Regions from separate parts of the Homo sapiens genome. Here region 1 is linked to region 2. The links are chromatin loops, found by intact Hi-C in ENCODE. Cell type or tissue: endothelial cell of umbilical vein. All regions are shown on one strand. Each heading gives the region's core, and the rest is flanking DNA. Links, peaks and the distances in the headings are about the cores only. Region 1 overlaps DAAM1 (dishevelled associated activator of morphogenesis 1). Region 2 overlaps DAAM1 (dishevelled associated activator of morphogenesis 1).

Region 1 (2,929 bases), core at 123-2,622, 57 kb before region 2:
GATATTGTTGCTCTTCTCTTTGCTGCTCTTCCCCACAGGGTGACTAGGTCTCTGTAAAGTGGCACTCTTTTCTTGCTTTTCTTGCTTTTCTGGGTGTGTGATTTTGGGGAGGACATAAATAATAGCTATGTGCTATTTCATTCAGGCCATTCAGAAACTCTGATTTTTACCAGTGTAAATAAAGTTTGTGATATATGGAAAATATTAATGTGACATTTTGTGCTCTCAAGGAAATGTCTCAAAGGATTTTTTCCCAGGGGAGTTCAGGAATGCTTGCACTGTATCTTTACTTTGAAGTTAGAGATCCATTGATAAAAACCAGGGCTTAGTTAAAAGGCAGGAGAGTTAATGAACACTTGACTGTTGTTTTTTTTTTAACATGATGACCAGAGAGAGTGAAGTATTTAAATAGGCATACTTTTTTGTAGCTATACTTGCAAAGACTTAGAACCTATTGTTGGAGTAAACTTGGAATCTTCTCAGAACCTCTCAACTCTAAAGTTCAGAAATGTGTAAGTCTAGGAACTGCTAAGTCTGTCTCAGGGATCACTCACAAGGAGAGCAGGGAACTTTGTTCTTTTATTCATGTATTCCAACACCCAGAATAGTGCTTAGCTCATTATATAATAGAATTCAATAAATATTTGTTAGATGAGTAAAGGAATGAGAAGGAAAGCAAATGCCTTTTTAGATTCCATTCAGCATTGTAGATATGAGCTTAGTGAAAACAATTCTGCTCCTATCCTGCCCTTGAGAAGCCTTATGTTTAGCAGCATAGTATTAATGCTATCACAGAGTTTGGCTGTCTACACAAGTATTTAGATTTTAAAATGCTGCCGTGTCTTTGGGAGATTTAGTAGACTGTGTGTTACTCTAACATGGCATCCAGCTCTAAACCAAACTGTTAGGGAGCAGCAGTTGAGTATAGCCTCTTTTCTGGCTGGAGGGTCTAACCTCACTGAGTTCACAGCTTTTTTTTTTTTAATCAATAATGCAGGAAGACTTAGTAATACCCCAAATACTTAACCAACAAATTCCTGAGGGGGATAGAGGACCAAGTGCTCCCTTCCAAGGGAGGTGGAATGGAATGGTCAGGAGCTTAGTGGTCTGAAGTTTGAGACTCAGTGATGCACAGATAGAAACCATACCATGCAGCCTAGGCAAGGCAACAGAAATACACAGAATTGTGGTGTAATGGTCAGAATGGGGTAGGTGTTCTTGAGCAAGAGCTTTGGGCCAGCCTGGGCATTTAGGTAATTTAGATGCGAGGAGTCTGGAGCAGAGTATTAGTCATGCAGTGTGGCCTCTGCATTATACCTTTATAGATTGTGTTTTCTTCAACCAGGAAGTACTAGTCATGCATCTTTTGTTTTGCTAAGCTGCAGTTATAGTGAAATGGAGTAAATATCAGATAGACTAAATATCCTGTCTATAGCACTCTTAAGAGTCATCTCTACTTTTGTCTCAAGCTTATTTCACAAATCTGTAAATTATTTTTTTAAAAACCTGATAGCACTTCCAATGGTTCTTATCCATGAAATGCAAATTGAGTCTGATACAATTGACTGTTGCCCTCTTGGCCAGTTTTGCATCTGTTTGTAAACTCTTTCAAACATCATGATGCTAATCATAAGTCTACTCCTTGGGTTCTCCTTTGAACCAGTTGTAACATCTTCCTAGTTCTCTCATTTATTAGCAAGTTTAGTAAAAAATATTTGACATGGATTCATGCCATGCTTTTAAAAAATTATTCTTTACCAATACAGAATTTTAAACTTAGAGAATTGATAAAGAGGGAGCTAACTGATTCTACGTGATCTGAAATCTTCAAGTATATTTTATTTTTGAATACGTGATATGGTAGCAAGAGGCTTTCTCTGGGCAAACGTGGCATTTTGTATTGGCTCAACTAGTCTTTCTACCTGCATAAACCAAAGAAAAGGAAGGAGCAGAGCCCTGGGGGGTCAGAGGAGGTATCAGGCTTCATATGCATACATGGAAAAAATTCCTATGATATGTGAACGGATGGTTATACAGGAGAATAGTGGAGATAGCAAAAGTCATCTGGAGGTGTAAAAAACAATGCTCTAAAGGGACTTAAATGTCCCCCCAAATTTCTTGACAGCTGGCGAGTCGAGGTCCTATTCATGTAGTTTCAATTTTGTTAACCTAGATTTATGTTTTAGATGTGAAGCATCCTCAGTCTTATAATGAGAAAACCCATTTTGCTATTTAGTTTACGGCCAACTTTGTTAAAATATGTATACTTAATAAAGCAAGGACTAAACAAGTTTCCCTCCACTTAATATGACGTGTCTTTTATTCTAAGTCATAAATGTTATCTGTGAGGACTATCAGGAGAGTGAGAGCTTGTTCTTTTTCTTCTTGGAGAGACATTTTGGATAGAAATCTTCCCTCTCAGTAGAGTTTGTATAGAACTGTGAATGACTAATACAAATATGTGAAAATAGTCCTTTTATAGGAGCTTAGTTATGTTTGTTAAAGTTATCCCTGCAATTAATGGACATGAGGGTATGATGAACTTATAGAAAATTTGAGATTTGTTTATGAATTGAGGAAGATAAACTTGTGTTATATGGCCAGTAGAGAATTTCTGGCTTGTAAAAGGGAAGATTTGGGGAGGATATAATCACTTTATTCAAATTGTTTAAATATTTGCTGGGTCATTGTTCATAGGAGAGATTAAACTTATTCCATGCAGTTCCCAGGGACCAAACAAAAGCCAACAAGTGCTTGAAGTTACAAGGAGACATCTGTCAATTCAGTGTCCGGTGAATTTTTTAACAGTTCATGAGAGTGCTAGTTCCAGAAGATTGTGGACCTCTGGAAGCCTTCTCAAGAGCAGATGATGGATCACCTGCTGGTAACCTTATAAGGGACCCCTGTGAGAGGAAACTCAGCCCAGGTT
Region 2 (2,929 bases), core at 254-2,753:
ACGTAGTATTGTAAGAAAATAGTGGGGGCAGAGCTTCGCCTGGCCAAATATATATGTGTTCTAATTGTGCTTTACACAAATTAATTATATTGTTTGAAGGTATCAAAGATGAATATTTATGAAATTATACATTAATGAAACACTTTCAAATGCCTTTCCCGTCCCCACACTGAACACAGATACACTCACTTTCCAAGCTAAAGTACTGGAATCATGGCAATTTCTTCCAATCAGTGCCAGCTCCATAATTGATGAGTTTTCACTTCCGTTATTTCATTTGAGTGTAGTGATGATGTGGATGTTGCCCTCTTACAAAAAAAAAAAAAAAAATCAATAAACTGAGGCCCAGAGCAACATGCCATGGTTAAGAACCAAATCAGTGGTAGAGCTGAGTCAGAACTGATAAACTGTGATGACTACGCTCCTGCTTGTGAAGATCTCTGCCAATGCAAGAAAATAAGGGAGAATCCAGTTTAAGTCAATTGGTATACAACATAGTTATTACCAAGACTCTGGAGTCAGGCAGGCCTGAGTTCAAATTCTGGCTCTGTCACTGGTCAGCACTACTTCAGGGCAAGTAATATAGCCCTCCAAACCTTAATTTATATGTTTGTATAATGGGAATAGTGATCCCTCACTCATAGGGATGTTGTGAACTTTAAATAAGAATGTGCATCTGGCAATGATTAAATTAACCATTAACATTAGATTTGAATCATCTGCGTTCATTGCTGTGATAATGGAAATATGGATAATTAACAAGAGACTAATTCCCCTACAGGCCTGTTCACAAAAACCAATATGGTATGGACAAGAGAAAAATGGTACATTATGGTGCCAAATGCTACAGCCAAAATTCTACTACCCATATCCCACAGTTTAAGAAGTAAATAGACTTGGCTGAGAGGGAAAGAAAAAAATCAAGGCACCACAATTCTAAGCATGGAATATTGACAAGCAGAGTCTCTTGTTTTCACTCACAAACCCTTAAAATTCAGTTTGCCCCCATTATTTGTTTAACTTCTATTAATTTTATCCAAATGCAAATCTGCTTGCTTTCTAAAGCCTGAAAGAGAAATCACATAGATCAAGTACTTAGATTGTTGGTAAATTGCTATTTGCAAATATGCGTGTGCACATGGGCATGGCTTTGGCATGGTGGGAGGAAGGGCAGGGGCACTAGAGTATAACAAAATGTTTTAGAACAAGTTTTGATGTGTTTGCCATTCTGATTTATTAAATTTAAGGCATGTGAAATATGAGACGAGGTGTGTCTCATGTCTGTATTTGAAGCCTGCATTGACATTATTCATTTCCTGTGTTTAAGGAGCTGGAATATCAGAAGTCTCAGCCCCCACAGCCCGGAGATAAGTTTGTGTCTGTTGTCAGCCAGTTCATCACAGTAGCCAGCTTCAGCTTCTCTGATGTTGAAGACCTTCTAGCAGAAGCTAAAGACCTGGTAAGTTTCCCCCTTGTGCACTGAGTGTTGTTTGACCGGGCTGGGCTTCAGTGTGATACTTTCAGTTATTATTCTGTACGGGAAATAGCAGGAGTGAGATCCAAACTTCGTGGTGCAGGAAATAAAGTAGTAGATAATTACTTTCCAGATTCCATTGTTTTGCATGACATAGGTGTATTTTCATTTCCAAGACTGTGATTAATCTGAACACACCCTTTTTGTCTGACTGGCCTATGTTGCCTTTAGGTTAGCAAGACCTTGAAGGCTCTGAATGGTATAAGACCAGCAAATACTTTGACAGTTTTCTCTTGGTTGAAACTGGCTTGAAGTACTTATCTCTGGGAACCAGAAAAGAGTAGATGATGAAAACCAGGGGCAGCATCAAATGTGCAATCAGGTGTTACTAAAGCCATGTGCCTAAATTACCTCTATGTTGTAATATGCTCATCTGAGATACAGCCTTGGAGGACAGGATACTACCTGTATAAATCTCCAGCAGAACTCGCTAAAAGAGATGCATTTTAATTCACAGTCTCATTACAAGAGGTTTTTTTTTTTTTCAGTAAGACATTTATTTTTATGATTTCTGCTATTTCACATTTTGTGTTCCCTTGGAAGAGAAATTTTTGTTGGTTAATAACCACCACCTCTTAGCTCCCTCAGCTTCACCTCACTCCTCTCTATCTCAGGTTGTTTCCTCTTCCAAAATGCATTCACATTCATATACAAGACAGGTACACAGTCTCTCATTTTCTATCCTCTTCTCATTCTTTATAAATGATATTAACACTCTTCCCCACCCCATTGGTTCTTTTACTCTACCCATCTCTCAGTTGCCACAACACTCTGAGTCTTTTGTTTCGAAACTTCTGTAAATGGATGTTATTTTTCTCTGGTCACCTGTTTGGTTGTAGATATGGATGATTGTTTATGTAAATGTACACACATACCAGTTAAAGTTCAAAAGTAGGCTGTTCACATGCATTAGCTAATCTCAGCATTAAACCTTCTTTCTAACCTTATAAAATAAATGGCAATATATGTTCAAATGGCTGCTGTCAGAGGTCCAACCTCTGATATCCCACAGTGGAAATCAGTCAACTCATGTCAGCAACCACCATTCAGACCTCCACTGTGAAAGCCCCCATCCATGTTTTATGTATGCCTCACCACTTTAGAGTTTGTGCTTCATAAAGGAAGAGACTCCCCCTGTTCTGATATCCCACCTGAGCAATATAGCACCTACTTCATCAAGGGGCTCAAACATTTTTGTGTGTGAACTGGCTGTTGTCAGCTTGTTCATCACAGTAGCCAGCATCGCGCTTCTCTGATGTTGAAGATCTTCTAGCAGAACATAAAGACCTGGTAAATTTTCCCCTTGCACACTGACTGGGGTGTGTGTGTGTAGGGGGTGGAACTTTAATCTGGGCCTGGTTTTCTTTAGATTTCTAAGATTTTGATATACATGAC

The links. Peaks named below come from ENCODE experiments on the same cell type or tissue, not always from the same donor. Only the 100,000 strongest peaks of a DNase experiment are listed, where the experiment ranks them.
Region 1: a loop joins it to region 2, with 4 times the contacts of the local background. A loop is called at or near these places in 4 of 110 quality-filtered maps.

The regions. Positions count from the first base shown.
Region 1 is chr14:59,305,717-59,308,645 of GRCh38, forward strand. The region is part of intron 3 of DAAM1 (dishevelled associated activator of morphogenesis 1); the gene reads left to right. Among named protein-coding and RNA genes, the nearest start is that of DAAM1, 120 kb to the left of the region's middle. In endothelial cell of umbilical vein, for the core only: no CTCF peak of the experiment used is centred there; DNase peaks (open chromatin) are centred at 435 and 1,305; H3K27ac peaks cover 2,500 bases.
Region 2 is chr14:59,362,324-59,365,252 of GRCh38, forward strand. DAAM1 (dishevelled associated activator of morphogenesis 1) reads left to right here. Exons shown (of 25, transcript NM_001270520.2): 23 at 1,328-1,459. Among named protein-coding and RNA genes, the nearest start is that of GPR135, 100 kb to the right of the region's middle. In endothelial cell of umbilical vein, for the core only: no CTCF peak of the experiment used is centred there; a DNase peak (open chromatin) is centred at 1,438; H3K27ac peaks cover 2,206 bases.